2 separate regions of the Mus musculus genome follow, and region 2 is linked to region 1. The links are chromatin loops, found by intact Hi-C in ENCODE. Cell type or tissue: gastrocnemius. All regions are shown on one strand.

Region 1 (8,000 bases):
AAAACCCAAATTAGGGAGGGGGTCTGGTCTCTTTTTTTTAAATCACAGATTTATTTTTCTATCACATGCAAATTCTCTCGGTGAAATGCTTTGTCAAATCTTAAAACTCAAATGGAAAAAGCAGGCCAGAGAAGCGCATCCCGTGGGTAAAAGCCACCTTGCTGGCGTGGCTCTCCATCACTGCTCATCACAGAAAGGAAGGTACCTGGCCTGAGGTCAGGGCCATCCCTCTGTCTGTAGCCTGAGGTAGAGTGATTCCTGAGGGCAGGGAAGAAGTGCAGGAAGGTGGGCTGTGACAGGTTACCACGAAAGCCTTCCCAGGAGACAACTCTTAGAGATTTTTACTGTATAATTTAAAGCTAACTGCTTAGAGATCTGGATAAATATTATGTCCGGACTCCTTGTCTAATATTTACTAACAGCTATTTCTAAATAAATATGGTCCCAGGAATTTTAAATTAATCTTTCTACTCAATTTTTAAAAAGAAATGGAAAATGGTTTATCTTAGAGTTTTAAAAATTGACATAAAACTTACAAAAGAGTACTTTGATTAACAAGTGTCTCATGTGTGATGTATAAGCTGCATAATCTTTGTACTGGTGGACTTGAATGCCAACTAAAGTCTTATTCAAGACACCATCCTAAACTACAACGTAGATGCAATGAAATCATCCACACAGTGTCTTCAGAGGCACACGTGGTAAGTGCCTGCCCAGAACACCACTGTGTCTTGAGTACCAAGCTGTAAGTGGCATCCTACACAGACAGCTTAAGGCAGAGCCAGGCCTCATCACTAGAATGTATGTAGTCTTTTCAAAAGCTGAACTAGAGAAAAAGTTGAAGGCATTGAACCTGCCAGTATTGTTTGCTTGACCTGATACATCAGGACATTGGTGCCTCTTGTACCTTTTGGCAAAAGTCTGTTTTGGGAAGAGGAATTAATGGTGGTCTTTCTAACTTCTCCATGACAGTGAGGAGAGAACATGGCAGAGACCCTGTAAGTCCTGCCACTGTGCCACACGTAGGGATTGGAGCCCGTTAGGTGTCTGGCGAGGGCCGTTGTGACTGTCCCCTTCCACACAGGTGGTTACACTCTGGGAGCTGCTCTTGGGGCTTTCGTTTTTGAAGCTGTGTTGGCACTAATTCTTCCTGGTGATGACTCATAAAACAAATGTTGTTTTTCACATAGTTCCTGAAAGAGAGAGAGGCGCTAATGAAAATGTCATTCTTCGTTTATATAGTACTTGAAAGAAATCTGCAGCGTATTATTTTTAAAATCGCCCTGGGGTTGTCATGGTTTAGTTCATGGAAAAACGTTTTTACTGTGAAGCCTTAATGTGCTTGAGAACTGTGATACATACCTTTGGCCTCTGCTCCATCTCATGCAGAGAGTAAACTGGGGCAGCCATCCTCTCAGAACATGGCCACAGCACCCCTCTGTACAGGCCAAGACTCCAAAAGGGGCTGACTTCACCCCTAATCGTGACTCATGTTCTTGCATTTTCTAGCTCCCTATTATGCCAATATTCCACCTTCTGTTCCCCTTTTCTACAGCATAAATTACTTCCATCTGCATAAAATATGCTGTACCCTTTTATTTACCAGGAAGGGAGCGCCTGTGAACCTTTCTCTCTTCCACAGGGATGAAATGGGTCACAGTAGGCAGAGTGGGTGGAGTTGGATAAAACTAGCTTCCAAGGGCTTGTGCTTTCATAGACAAGCACAAAAGCATGTGATTTGGGGGTGTAAAGCTGATGAGAAAACAGAATGGGGGACAGAGCAAGGGTTTCCATAGGGATTATATATTGCTCAGCAACCCATAATTCCTGGAGGTCAAGTTGGGAGTCCTTATGCAGAATCCCAGAATGCACTGGCACAGTACTTGGATGGACGGGGTGGGGGTGGAGGGACAGAAAGCATGATCACCACAAAAGGCATTGACCAAGAGAGCCACGACAGAAAGTGGGAGGTGGTATTGAAGTATCTCAAAGAGCAGAAAGGGCTGCTTCCTCAGGGAACTGCTCCGGGTGGCAGGGCATCCTACAGCGCTGTGTCGGGGTTACGTCCCTAACCTTGCACGAGACTGGTCATATAGCATTTGCTTTTCAGATTAGGGCTAAAATAAGCTGAGAGGTGTTGATGAGAGCTAGGTTTTCCTGAATGACAGGAAGCGTCAAGGAGGAGAGAATCTGAGCCAAGCAAGAGAGGAAGTGAAGATGTGGGTGGCAAGCATCGGCCTTCAGAGTCCTGGGGAAGGACTGGAGACCTAGTCTGTTGAGCACGGTACTTGAGAACAGGAGCTAGAGAAGGGACCAGTGACAATCAGTGAAAGGTCACCCTGTACATTTGTTCTCCACGGCAGAGCCAGATGTCCTCCCCACTGAGACAGCAGCGTCAGCCCCAGCTCCTGAGCCTCCTGGAGTCCCAAGCCTGAGATGTCTGACCTTTCAGTCTACGCTGCCTTGGAACACCTCTTGGCTTTGGAAATACATGTTCCCTCGGGTTTCCTCATCTTTGGCCTCTCAGACCTTGGTGATCTCTTTCTTCTGATCTCTGATGGAGGGCTTGGTTCAGTCTTGGCCTCATTCTCCTCTGTTTCAGATGAATGCTCTCATCTGGTTTCATGAGGTCAATGGCCTCCAACATTCAACTCTATAAAGACTTACAGAGTTAACATTCACATTCTGCTGCCAACTTCTGTAACTCTAATGAACATCTCCAAATTAATACATCTAAGATTATTCTAACTACCCCTGTACCTTGAAGCCTAGGCCCCTTCAGGCTGCAGTATCTATGCCTCAAAAGCTTAGAAGTTTCCTGGGCCATGGCTCGCTCCCATATCCAGTTCTCCTGTTCATTTGTTAATGCATTCAATAGAAAGCTTTACAAGCCAGGAGACTGTCCTCCAGGATGGGAAACAGCAGCAAACTAAAAGCTCCTGTCGGATGGGGTTCGCCCATTAGCATCTGTTGCTCGAGCAGAGAACCTCTGCACGGTTCCCAGTACGTACATGGCAGTTCACAAGTATTCTTAACTCCAGTCTTCTAGCTGGCAGGAAAAAGGGAAGTGGCACTAGGGCAGATAGCTGCCTCGGGGAAGGACATGAGGAACAGCTGCTGGCCTGAGTGGAGCAGTAGGAAGTGTGAACTGCATTGCTTTTCCTCCATGTGACAAACCCCAGGGGACTGGAACAAAGGGATGACAAAGGGAGCCAGCACAGCCCACTCTGGAGGTATGGTCTGCTCTGGAGGTAGGGTGTGGGGAAGAGATGAAAGACTCCAGCAAAGAAAAGGAAGACACATCAAATGAGAAAAGTAGGGCGGGAGCCAGTGGGTGAACTTACTAGCATGCTTAGCTTATCTTCACACGAAGGGAGATTATAAGCAAGGCACACCTCCAGGTTAGGAGAGATGGAGGTGGATTAATTTCAGCTCCTGGTACACGTGGTGCAGAGGGCATGACATTGGCCCAGATGAGGCAGTGAGTGTGAGAGAAGAGACGTGGGAGGAAGTCCACGCTCACCACAGAGATGGCGTGGAGCCAGGCGAGGACAGGTGTGCAGGGAGAGGTGGCACAATGAGAAGGTAGGTCCTCATATGGGTGCGGTAAAGCTATTCAGAAAGGGTCGCATACCCCACTGAAGCACGAGCTGAGGACTGGCCCCTGCGTTCGTTAGGACCGTTTCCAGGGAAGTGCATAGAGGTCTCACTGGAGCAGGCTGAAGAGAAGGGAAATGAGCAGAATGGATAAAGAGCTTTGCTATAAAGAAAGAACTGGCAAATTTGGAAGAAAAATGGCACTAAAATACCCTTTTTAGAAGCTAGGGAGAAGCAGTATGTAGCTTGGTTGGCAGATTATTTGCCTAGCGTACAAGAAGCCCTGACTTCAATCCCCAGCACCGTATAAACCGGATATGGTGGTACACACCTGTAATCAATGCACTTGCAAGAGGGTATGATGTTCAAGGTTATTCTCAGCCATGGAATGAGTTAAAGACAAGCCAGGGATTCATGGAGCCGTATCAAGAAGAAGAAGAAAGAGGAGGAGGAGGAGGAAGAGGAGGAGGAGGAGGAGGAGGAGGAGGAGGAGGAGGAGGAGGAGAAGGCATCGAGATTGGGGGGCAGGTGGAAAATCTCTGCAAGTCTGTATTCATGCTGATAAAAAGTACAAAGATAAAAACGGGGAGAGTGGAGAAGCAAGCAGAAGTCTTAGAAAAGGGGGGGGAAGGGGTATGAGGGGGCTGATGTCATAGGAATACAGAATTGGCACTTGAACCTGGAGGGAGGCTGGTGGTGTGTGTACAACACCAGACAGTGGCTAGGACAGAAGACTAGAGATCTGTGCTGCCCTGCAGCATGAAGGGCCACCTGAAGCCAGCCCTGTGCTTGTGAGCGTCCCTACGCCTCGGGCTGCTCATGACCTACCTGGCCCGAAATGCCAGTCCTGGCATGTCACTGTCCACTCTCCCACTGCAGGTAGAGCAACTCCTCCCTCAGCCTGCCTTATCAATCCCAGGACTGTGACCTCTTAAAGAGTTCTTGCCCTTCCAGAAACAGGTTAAACCTGTTTGAGTTAGCCTCTGGACTAGCTGCTGCTCTCTGCCTGCATTCTTTGTACCCCTACCTTCCTGAGCCGAATCTTAAAGGTTATCTTAGCACAGCCTTCGGAAGCCTGCCACACCCAAACACTAGTCAGCACATTTTTCTTATCCTGGGAGTATTGTTTTTTCTCATTCATAGTTTGGTTACAGAACCTTCAGCAGTGTCTGATGCATACATAATAGTTGCTTAATAAATATATATTTGTTCATTTATTTACTGTGTGCCTTTGTATGTGTGCTCTGTGGCGATACTGGATATCTCACATGTACACCCAGGGCCTCTCACTGAACCTGGAACTCACAGGTCTGAGTGGATTGGCTGACCAGCAAGCTTCAGGGATCCTGTCCTGTCTTCTCCTTCCCAATGCTGGGATTGCAAGCATTCATTGCTACCACCCCACTTTTCACGTATGCTGGGGACAAACATGTTTGCGTGGCACACACATAACTGACAGATCCATCTCTCACGCTCTCAGTATTTAGAAGCAGTTCGTTTGCCTACAGGAATGGACAAATCACATTGACTGGCTAATAGTAAAAAAGACTTCAGAACTAAACTATAAAACATTTACTGGTTTGTTTTCACCTACGTTGGGGGAAGAAAGGAAGGAAAATCACATTTGAAGAAACTGAATATAGCAAGCATCCCACTGGGGGGGGGGTTGTAGTTGTCAAGGCCGATATTAAAAACAAAACCCTTTCAAATTACATGATAGCAGCTATGTTTCCTGACTCTCAGCTGAGTCACTATTTATTTTATAAGGAATTTAGCATCCTTGGAAGAATACTTGTTTTATCAGCTTTGTAAAAACAGGCTGGGATGGGGACCAACTCTAAATAGAGGGGGAAATATTAAGCAATGTACAGTAGTATCAAATTTAAAATTAATGTGATGTTATAGTTAACTTTCTTACTCCTTAGGAAAACTATTGGGATTTGCACATCAGAACTGATTTTCATGGTGACAAAAGTTGATTGGCTTGTTTTATTAACTTCTAGATTCCAGAAGACTCCTTCAGCTCAGCAGTAGCCCTCCTCCATCGCTTGGCTTCAGTTTCCATGGACTAGCAAGTTCCATGGGCTTCCCACTGCCCTACATTTCCTTAGTTAATGTGATAATCTACTCATACCACAGATTTCTGTCTCTGACATTTCTCTCCAGGGACCCTTGCTTAACATATGCTTCAAACCTTTCTTGTCGGTTTACATAACTCAAGCTGCTTACACATTTTTATTTTAAAAGCATTTCTCGACTGACTGCACCAAGCAGGGAAAAGCTTTCGGCTCTTTAGGACTGTGAGATGAGGAGTTGAAGGAATTTCCTTTCAGAGCTCCTTCTGGGGGTCCCCCTGTAGCATGCACCGGATAGGTACTGCCTTGCTAGTGCTGTGTTTAAGCCACAGGCCACCTTCTTCCAACTTCTCTGCTGCCCACCCTCATGCCCTTGCCTGTTATCTGTCACCATAGTGTTGAGGGGGTCACAGTAACTTTGCTTCGGACCGCTCCTAGTTTTCAACTGCCTCAGACTGCCTCCGACGGTGCCAGCTGAGGTGCTGAGTAACTGCATGACTCAAAAGAACCAAATGTGGGTCTCACAGACAGTAAGTCCGGCGTGTACTCTCTTACTGTTCTCCCCCTCCCAGAATGCTGAATAAGTTCTGCTGAGCTTTGGATACCCAAATCCTATGCTCTCAAGGAGCATTCTAGAAGACCATTAAACAGAAAAATTAGGTATTTCTTAATGCTGTCTTCAAATCGTTAAGATTTACGCTTTGCTCTATTTGACAACCCTACCCGAAAGTTGCTTAATGAGAAAAGTTTTAAAAGTTGAGACTTTTGGGAGGAACTACAGTGTGATGGATAGTAAGTCCTTACTTTTGTTTGTTAAAGGAAAGTAACGGTTCGCTCGGCAATTCCATCTTAACAGACTTACTATTGTTCACAAGACTTTTTTTTTTTCTTTAACAAACTTGTAAAACACATTTTATGCCTTGGGTTAGGAGTTGGGTAATTCAAAGTATATATTCATAAACTGGATTAACCATGCACGCAACAAAAGGCAAGCCTCAGATCTCTTGCCTGCTCAAGCCAGCCTCTTCTGCACTGATGGTTTCTAATATTGTTCTTAGATGGCTGCCAAAAGCCTGGGCCCTGCCAACCTTTCTCACCCTGCCGCTGCCCACGTACCAAGTACCTGCAGCCCTGTGTTGACTACCAGATCTGTATCTTGAAAGCTGTTTCTCCGGAGTCCAGGATTCCTGTGCCTGCTCACATTCCGTCCACTGCGCGTCTTGAGCGCCACAGAGGAGATCTGTACAGATGGAGCTCAGGGCTAACCCCAACCTCCACAACAGACCCTCAGCCAAACCTGCCCCTCGTCCCCGACATCTTGCCACCTTCAATGTCACGTACATACTGGATTGGTTCTGCAAGCCTGAGAGCTGTTCTAGTTGCCTCCTTTCCCTCAGCCATCCTTCCTGTAGAGATTCCAGTTTCCTGGGCTCTCTTGCCCAGGAAAAGAGAGCGTGAACCCTGACCAGCTTCATGCCTTCCCATCAACCATCTCAAATAGCTCCTTCTATTCAGCCACTTCTATGTCCATCCTTCCTATTTTGCCAGAGCATTCCTTCTAAACTCTGGCCACTTCATCTCCTTTTGTTTTAAACACTTCCTCTAGAGGGGTGGGGTGGCTCAGTGGATAAGAGCATTTTCCGTATAAAGGTGGGGGCTTGAGTTGAAATCTTCAGCACGTATGTAGACGTTGGGCATGGCTAAGCATGCCTGCAGCCCTAACACTGAGGGGTGGAGCCGAGAGGATCCGGGCCATCCAGCTTAGCCAAAACAGTGAACATCGAGTTCATTGAGAGACCCTAGCTCAAGGGAATACAGTGGCGATCAATAGAGGAAGGTGGCAAAGTCCAGCTTTGACCTCCATATGTATACTCTCGGCACAAGTATCCCAACACGTGTGCATATTCCACATACACTACACACTACAAAAACGAAACAACAACAAAAATAACCACTACTTCCTTTAAAGTAAAAATTCTTTACTAAGATAGTCAGAGACTCTTCCTGACCCCCCTTTGTTCTGGGCCCATTTCCCAGTCTCAAAGGCACGTTACCTTCATAGCACAGCACTGAATGCAACATTCCTGTGCACAACCTATCCCAGCCCCCATGAGCTTCTTTTTTTTTTTTTTTTTTTTTTTTTCAGTTTTTCAAGACAGGTTTTTCTCTGTGTCCTGGAACTCACTCTATAGACCAGGCTGGTCTCAAACATAGAAATCTGCCTGCCTCTGCCTCCCAAGTGCTGGGATTAAAGGCGTGCACCACCACGCCCGGCGGAGGTCAACTGTTTTAAAGACTGTAACCATACCAAGGGTCAGCAACACAAAG
Region 2 (8,000 bases), 80 kb after region 1:
CTGTTAGTCTATGTCTTTTTATTGGGGAATTGAGTCCATTGATATTAAGAGATATTAAGGAAAAGTAATTGTTGCTTCCTTTTATTTTTGTTGTTAGAGTTGGCATTCTGTTCTTGTGGCTGTCTTCTTTTTGGTTTGTTGAATGATTACTTTCTTGGTTGTTCTAGGGTGTGATTTCCGTCCTTGTATTGCTTCTTTTCTGTTATTATCCTTTGAAGGGCTGGATTCGTGGAAAGATATTGTGTGAATTTGTTTTTGTCGTGGAATACTTTGGTTTCTCCATCTATGGTAATTGAGAGTTTGGCCGGGTATAGTAGCCTGGGCTGGCATTTGTGTTCTCTTAGTGTCTGTATAACATCTTTCCAGGCTCTTCTGGCTTTCATAGTCTCTGGTGAAAAGTCTGGTGTAATTCTGATAGGCCTTCCTTTATATGCTACTTGACCTTTCTCCCTTACTGCTTTTAATATTCTATCTTTATTTAGTGCATTTGTTGTCCTGATTATTATGTGTCGGGAGGAATTTCTTTTCTGGTCCAGTCTATTTGGAGTTCTGTAGGCTTCTTGTATGATCATGGGCATCTCTTTTTTTATGTTTGGGAAGTTTTCTTCTATTATTTTGTTGAAGATATTAGCTGGCCCTTTAAGTTGAAAATCTTCATTCTCATCAATTCCTATTATCCGTAGGTTTGGTCTTCTCATTGTGTCCTGCATTACCTGGATGTTTTGAGTTAGGATCCTTTTGCATTTTGTATTTTCTTTGACTGTTGTGTCGATGTTCTCTATGGAATCTTCTGCACCTGAGATTCTCTCTTCCATTTCTTGTATTCTGTTGCTGATGCTCGCATCTATGGTTCCAGATCTCTTTCCTAGGGTTTCTATCTCCAGCGTTGCCTCGCTTTGGGTTTTCTTTATTGTGTCTACTTCCCCTTTTAGTTCTAGTATGGTTTTGTTCATTTCCATCACCTGTTTGGATGTGTTTTCCTGTTTTTCTTTAATGATTTCTACCTGTTTGGCTGTGTTTTCCTGCTTTTCTTTAAGGGCCTGTAACTCTTTAGCAGTGCTCTCCTGTAATTCTTTAAGTGACTTATGAAAGTCCTTCTTGATGTCCTCTATCATCATCATGAGAAATGTTTTTAAATCTGTGTCTAGATTTTCGGTTGTGTTGGGGTGCCCAGGACTAGGTGGGGTGGGAGTGCTGCGTTCTGATGATGGTGAGTGGTCTTGATTTCTGTTAGTAGGATTCTTACGTTTGCCTTTCACCATCTGGTAATCTCTGAAGCTAGCTGTTTTAGTTGTCACTGTTAAGAGCTTGTTCTTCAGGTGACTCTGTTAGCCTCTATAAGCAGACCTGGAGGGTAGCACTCTCCTTAGTTTCAGTGGGCAGAGTATTCTCTGCAGGCAAGCTCTCTTCTTGCAGGGCAGGTACCCAGATATCTGGTGTTCGAACCAGACTCCTGGCAGAAGTTGTGTTCCACTCACTAGAGGTCTTAGGATCTCGTGTGGAATCCTGTGTGGGCCCTTGCGGGTGTCAGGCGACTCCACTGGCAAGGTAGCTCGGGGCTCGAGTGGAGTGGAAGGGGTTTGTGCCCCAGATCAAGCCCGGGTAGCCTGCTTCCCTATGTACCGTAGTCTCAGGTTCTGCAAGATTGGATTGGGGCAGGCGCTGTGTTCCACTCACCAGAGGTCTTAGGATCCCGTGGGGAGTCCCGTGTGGGCCCTTGCGGGTGTTGGGCAAGACTCTGCTGGCAAGGTAGCCCGGGGCTCAAGTCGAGCGGAAGGGGCTTGTGCCCCAGATCAGGCCCGGGTAGCCTCCTTCCCTATGTACTGCAGTCTTAGGTTCCGCGTGATTGGATTGGGGCAGGCGCTGTGTTCCACTCACCAGAGGTCTTAGGATCCCATGGGGAGTCCCGTGTGGGTCCTTGCGGGTGTTGGGCAAGACTCTGCTGGCAAGGTAGCTCGGGGCTCGAGTTGAGCGGAAGCTACATAGCTATTCCTAACAACTGGTGGAAAACAGGTGTGCAGGCGTAATGATTTTTGTGTACTGTGTAAAGTTTACCCTTGTGTGACTCAATTGCTGATTTCTCTGCCCTTGTATAATCTCCTATCTCAAGTTTGTGTAAATAATTCTTACTATTTATTCTCTGCCTTGTCAATAAATACTGATCACACAATGGCTGGACAGAATGGAGAATAGTGAGGGATGTCTGCTAACCAGAGGGAGAGAGGGAGAGAGAGAGGGAGAGAGGGAGAGAGAGAAGGAGAGAGGGAGGGAGAGAGGGAGGAGGGAGAGAGGGAGGGAGAGAGGGAGAGAGGGAGAGAGAGAGGGAGAGAGGGAGAGAGGGAGAGAGGGAGAGAGGGAGAGAGGGAGAGAGGGAGAGAGGGAGAGAGGGAGAGAGGGAGAGAGGGAGAGAGGGAGAGAGGGAGATTTGGATCAGCCAGGAAGATGGAGCAGTGGGAGCTGGAGGAAGTCCAGAGAAAGATCATGAAAACACACCTGAAGCCCAAAGAACCAGATCAATAATAATATGCAATATCATGAGATGGGGCTGTGTGTGTGTGTGGGGGGGGGGGGGTAGGCAGATTAGCATAGGAGGCTGAGGTAAATCATTTAACTGCTCACCTATTGAGGTACAATTTTAAATAAATTTTGGTTTCCCTGTGTAATTATTGGGAACTACCCTAATATAAAAAAAATACAACTGTGGGATTAATTCACTGTTTACATTATATTAATAATTCATGTAAAGAGGGTTGGAGGAATTGAGGAACTTGGCAGAAGATGGGTTTGTTTTTTTGTTGTTGTTGTTTTGTTTTTGTTTGTTTTGTTTTGTTTCTTTCTAGCCCCTAGCACCTGATTCTCCTGAACTCTCCAGGTGCTTTACAAGTCTCTATCCTTTCTTTTTCCCTTGATTAATAGTTGGGTGATCGTCTGTAAAGCCACAGTTCTTTTTGGCAAATGTTATCCAGAGTGTAAAGATTTCCTAATATGCATTCTCTCAAAAAATTTTACTTAAGATAAAAATCAGATGGAGGATTGGAAGTCATCTTAAAATTGTGAACGTGGTACATAAACACTATTTGTCTCTCTCCCTCCCCTGGAGGATGGGTGGTGACAGCAACAGCAGCCAGTAGATGAGAATCCAGCCATGATGCCTAATCTGCTTGCCCATTTGTCCATTCAAACTCTACTGTCTCTTAATCAACAAGGTTTAACGAACATGTGGCAGCAGTGTGGTGACCAGTACAGTGGAGAGAAACCAACAAGGTCCCTAAATCTCCAGGCTTTACAATAGTCTGAACTATTGGTTGAAAGAGGTTGGCTCTCAGAGACGTTGGAAAATTCCATCATACCCCTCCCCTCCTAGAAGAGACAGGACAGAGAGCATGTAGGCTGGAAGAAAGAGGCTAATTAAGCCCCTACTACCTCATTCCCTAAAGACCAATCAGTTTAAATGGTGCACTGTACCTCCAATCATAGGGTGCCTAGTTGCTGATGCTCTATTGCGCCCCTGGAAACTGTATAAAAACTCAACAAACAGGCTGCCAGGGGTCGCTACCCCTCCTTCCCGTGCAGGATGATGGCCCCAGCATGCTGGAACAACACAATAAATTCCTCTTTCTTTTTTATCGATCCCTGGCTCCACGTTGTTCCCTCGGGGGTCCCCAATAAGCTAAGGTTCATCAGAGTTTTACAATTCAACATTCCAGAAAGCCACACACCCAGCAAAAATAGTAACTCCCAAGGGAAAGTATGGGGGCTGGTCTTCCATCCCAGACTTGGTGACAGCTATCAGGAAGAGAAATGGCAGGTCTAAGGTAACATTTCCCAAACTCCGTCTTTAGATAGTTTATCCTCATTAATGACACTGGCCAGTGATCCAGTCCTGCCCTTGTTGATAGAGAAGGTACTGTAAGGCTGAGATAATTAACTTTACTATAAAGTCAGGAATGGATCTGCTGAAATGACAGTTCTGATGTGTTCTGAAGAGCTCCCGTCCCTCAAGATGTTAGCAGAAATTCTTAACAGATAAAAAGAGGACAGAGTTGCTAGGGATTTGGCTCAGTGGTAGAGCACTCACATAGCATTTGTGAAACCTCTAGTACCTTACACACAACAACTATAATAACAGCGTATTGGGGAATCTTGATTATAATCCAAATGATTAAGGGATTCTTCCTATTATATTCTACTCTCAGAACCTTTAAAAAGACACTTGGGTCTAATCTACTTGCCTGTTTATCCATTTAAACGAGCATGTGGCAGCAGTTTGGTGACCAACACAGTGGAGAGAAACTAACAAGAGTTTGCCGTGAACAAGCACACTTTAAATTCCTCCCACCTAACCTTTAAAAGTACATAGGTGAGGAAAACTGCTTTGAGATGTTTGTGTGGCTTGGAGGCTGGGGGCAGAGAGCCTTAGCTCACAGGGCCAGGAGCCTACATTTCCTCTTCTCTGCTGCCCCCTGTTGATATAGTAAGGGAAGGGCAGGTTTCCAGTTGCAAGGACAGAGAAGAGAATGGGGTAATACTAGAGGAATGGACAGAGGGTCCCACTTGAACTTGATCTGCTTTCATCATCCTCCAACTGCGTGTAACTTCTGTGAGACCCATTAGTTCTCTGCCTGTGCTGCCTCTGAGCCTGTCTAGGTGTCTTTGAACCTAGAGAAAAGAGAAGTTGTTATTCATTTGGAAATCAGTCCATCCATCCATCCATCCATCCACCCATCCATCCATCCACCATCTTTCCATCCACCCATCCAAATACTTGCCATATGCCTACACTGAGCCTGGTGCAAAGCAAAGGGTGAGACCAGAATAAAAGAGACTTTTCTGGCTTCTATCTCTGCACCAATCCCTTGCCTTCTCTTCCTTTCTAAATGTGAATTACAGAGACAAGTCTTTGATCTGGGTTTCTTTATCTTCTCATAACATATCCAACAAACAACTTTCCATAGCTCTCTAGGTTCCAAACACTATTTCATAAGGACACTTTGTTTTTTAGTTCCATATAGCTTCCTTAGTGTTATGATTTTAAATGTTTGCAGAAATTTTATTTTGGCTTTTACGGAGACTTGAGATAGAATGTAAGTTTCAGAATACACCACTCGAGCCTACCTTGGGCATGAGAAACTATCTGCAAAGAAACATTAAGTCTTAAGACTTAAATGTGTTGGTAGCCTGGGCTGGCTCCCGATAAATTGAAGACTGTAGAGTCTCTACAGCAGCACATGTTCACGAGACCATTGTGAGTCCCATCCCTTGTGCTGGCTACCTTGCACTTCACAGTAAATTCTTTCTACGTGGCAATACAGTATTTAAGGCCTTGGGCATGAACTGGCTGAAATGCTTTATCACATCATCCATCTTGCTTTAAGGTGTTTACGGCAGAATAGAAGCCAAGTGGGGAAAATAGGTCTGTATTATCTCAGGCAAGTGGGGGAAAATAATGTCCTACAATCTGTTCTCAGATTGTTGGGAAACCTTCAATATCCTCCTTACCTCCAGAATCCTGCTCACCACTCATGGGCTGGACAGATACAAACAGTCATTTTTCTTGCTTTCTGAACATCTCCTTTCCACAAACTGTGAAAGAATGGAGGTCCTCGGCAGCCTGGCTGGCTTCACACTCACTGTTTAGCCAAGGAAGATGGCTTTGAACTCCTGACCTTCCCACCTCAACCTCCCAAATGCTGGGACTTCAGTCCCGTGCCCTTACATCTGGTTAAGTGCTTTGACTTTAGTTATCCAAAAAACACAGAAGCATAAACCACTCACACCACTGTCCTCGTGGGCCACTGTTCTGGGGTCGGGCAAGCATCGGTCTCACTTCACCTATCCAAGACGAGGACAAAGGTAAACCGAACCCTCGTGAATCTGATTTCTCTTTCCTGCTCCCTTGAAGGTGTTCCCTTTTTGCTTTTCTCTCTATGCTATGGAACATTTAAACACCACGGAAGGCAATTAAAAATATAGAACATGTCCATAGTTGCCTTTGGCTCAGGAAATTAATGAATGAGTACATTTTGCAGGGTAACTACTTCAAGAGAAGTTTTTTCGGTCGTCACCCAAATCTCTGTTAAATGCTTCTCACCCTGATTGTCTTATGGTAGCGACCAGGGTGAACATTTCCTGGGTTATCTGCGGACTGAGAGCATCCTGCTGTTACATCCTGGTTAGGGCATTGTACGGGAGATGGAGTGAGCTCAGGTCCTTCGCTCAGTTGCTTCTAGATAGTCCTAACATGCGTGAACACTATGAAAGAATCCTTAAAAACTCTGTGCATTTTCAGGCATTTTAAAGCTGTTATCTTAAAAGAAAATTAAAGAACATTTTTTAAATAAACATTTATCTATTTTGTAAGGCTTGCGTAGGAAACTTCATGTGGGTTCCCAGCATAAAGCTGGGGTCCACTGGCTTGATGGCCAACACCTTTGCCTCCTGAGCATCATGACAGACTCTAGATTATAAATGAAGTAGTCCAACGTCTGTTCCCCCTGGCAAAGTACTGCATAATATATATGTTATTTAAGTGTGTTCATTAAAATATGAATTATAAGCCAGGCAGTGGTAGCTCATGCCTTTAATCCCAGTACTTGGGAAGCAGAGGCAGGCGGATTTCTGAGAACGAGGCCAGCCTGGTCTACAGAATGAGTTCCACAACAGCCAGGGCTACACAGAGAAACCCTGTCTCGAAAAACAAAAACAAAAAAAAACCCCAAAAACAAACAAACAAAAAAAAGAATTATAGATTCAACTTGTATAGAACATGTGCCACATATCCAGTGGATAATACTCACTTTCCCCCCTAGGAAATGCTAGGGCTTGTATTAAATTTAAATAAATACACAGTTGTACTCTGTGATGCCCTCTCATTTCTGAGTTCTTGTTCTAAAGTAGATTGATGCTGGGTGGGAAGGAGGGATGGGACTTCCCATGAAACAAGCTTGCGGACTCAAGTTTGCCGGTTTGCCGGAGGAGCAGGCAGGCCCAACCTCCGACTCACACTGAAGTATGTTAAGAAGCAGCCGGAGCCACGGATCCCGACTGAAAAGGCTCATTTACATGGATGTACTCGTCATGTGTATGATTCAAAATCTGTAACTATGTGAATCAAAATCTGTAACACTCTAGCACAGATGGAAAGTAAGGGGCGGCAAAGGGTTCAGGAGTTGTTGGGTGTTATAGGGAGGGAGAAAGGTAAATGAGCAGAGCATGAAGGATTCTGGGAGAATGGTAGGTGTTGAATGTGAAACTCTAATGGAAGACGTGTGATGATGATGATGGTGGTGGTGGTGGTGGTGATGATGATGATTTTTACCCTGGCCCAGCTTCCCCCTGCCCCCCCCCCCCCAGCCCCATGGATCCATCTAATGTCATGGATATTTTGATGCAGGTTTAGCTAATGTAACAAACATGCCATTCTGATACAGGGTGCTAATAGTGAGAGAGATTGCATGTGGGGGTATAAACAAGAAGTCTTTGAATTTTCTGTTCAGTTTTATTGGGAACCTAAAACTGCTCTAACAAATAAAGTTGAGAGAGAGAGAGAGAGAGAGAGAGAGAGGATAGATGATAGATAGTTGATTCCACCAGCCTCAGGTTAAGTGGACACATCGGATATAGCAATGTCTCACAAGTATTACGATGCCAGATTAAATTGCTCTCCTTTGAAGAACAGTGCACACTGTTGTCTAACTGGCACCAAAGGCCACCATCCTTTCTGGACTGGTGGCACTGCAGCTCCACGGAGCACATAAAAACCTCAACAGTGATGGTGAGACAGGTCTGTCTACGATCAAGAGACACTGAGAATTCCAAGCAAAGACTGTTCCCCAGAGGGCTGCTGCAGATCCCAGCGGAGTGAGCTGGCCTGGCCGACAGGGCAGGGAGTCTGGTAGTGAAGCCAGCATGAAGCCAGGCCTGGTTCCTGAGCAGATATAAGATAGTCTGCATTGTCACGCCTTCTGCACATTTGGCATAAGGTGACAGCTGGTCACAGC

Evidence for each region. Hi-C counts contacts between places; a loop is a spot of excess contacts. Peaks named below come from ENCODE experiments on the same cell type or tissue, not always from the same donor. Only the 100,000 strongest peaks of a DNase experiment are listed, where the experiment ranks them.
Region 2: it touches region 1 in a loop (2.2-fold over the local background); 22 of 42 quality-filtered maps call a loop at or near these places.

The regions. Positions count from the first base shown.
Region 1 is chr10:22,695,215-22,703,214 of GRCm38, reverse strand. Slc2a12 (solute carrier family 2 (facilitated glucose transporter), member 12) reads right to left here. Exons shown (of 5, transcript NM_178934.4): 5 at 1-1,193. The coding sequence ends at 1,040. Among named protein-coding and RNA genes, the nearest start is that of Mir7663, 30 kb to the left of the region's middle. In gastrocnemius, no CTCF peak of the experiment used is centred here; a DNase peak (open chromatin) is centred at 3,546; H3K27ac peaks cover 2,207 bases.
Region 2 is chr10:22,615,494-22,623,493 of GRCm38, reverse strand. No RefSeq gene overlaps it. Among named protein-coding and RNA genes, the nearest start is that of Gm40612, 6.1 kb to the right of the region's middle. In gastrocnemius, a CTCF peak has its summit at 4,470 (motif pointing left); a DNase peak (open chromatin) is centred at 4,459.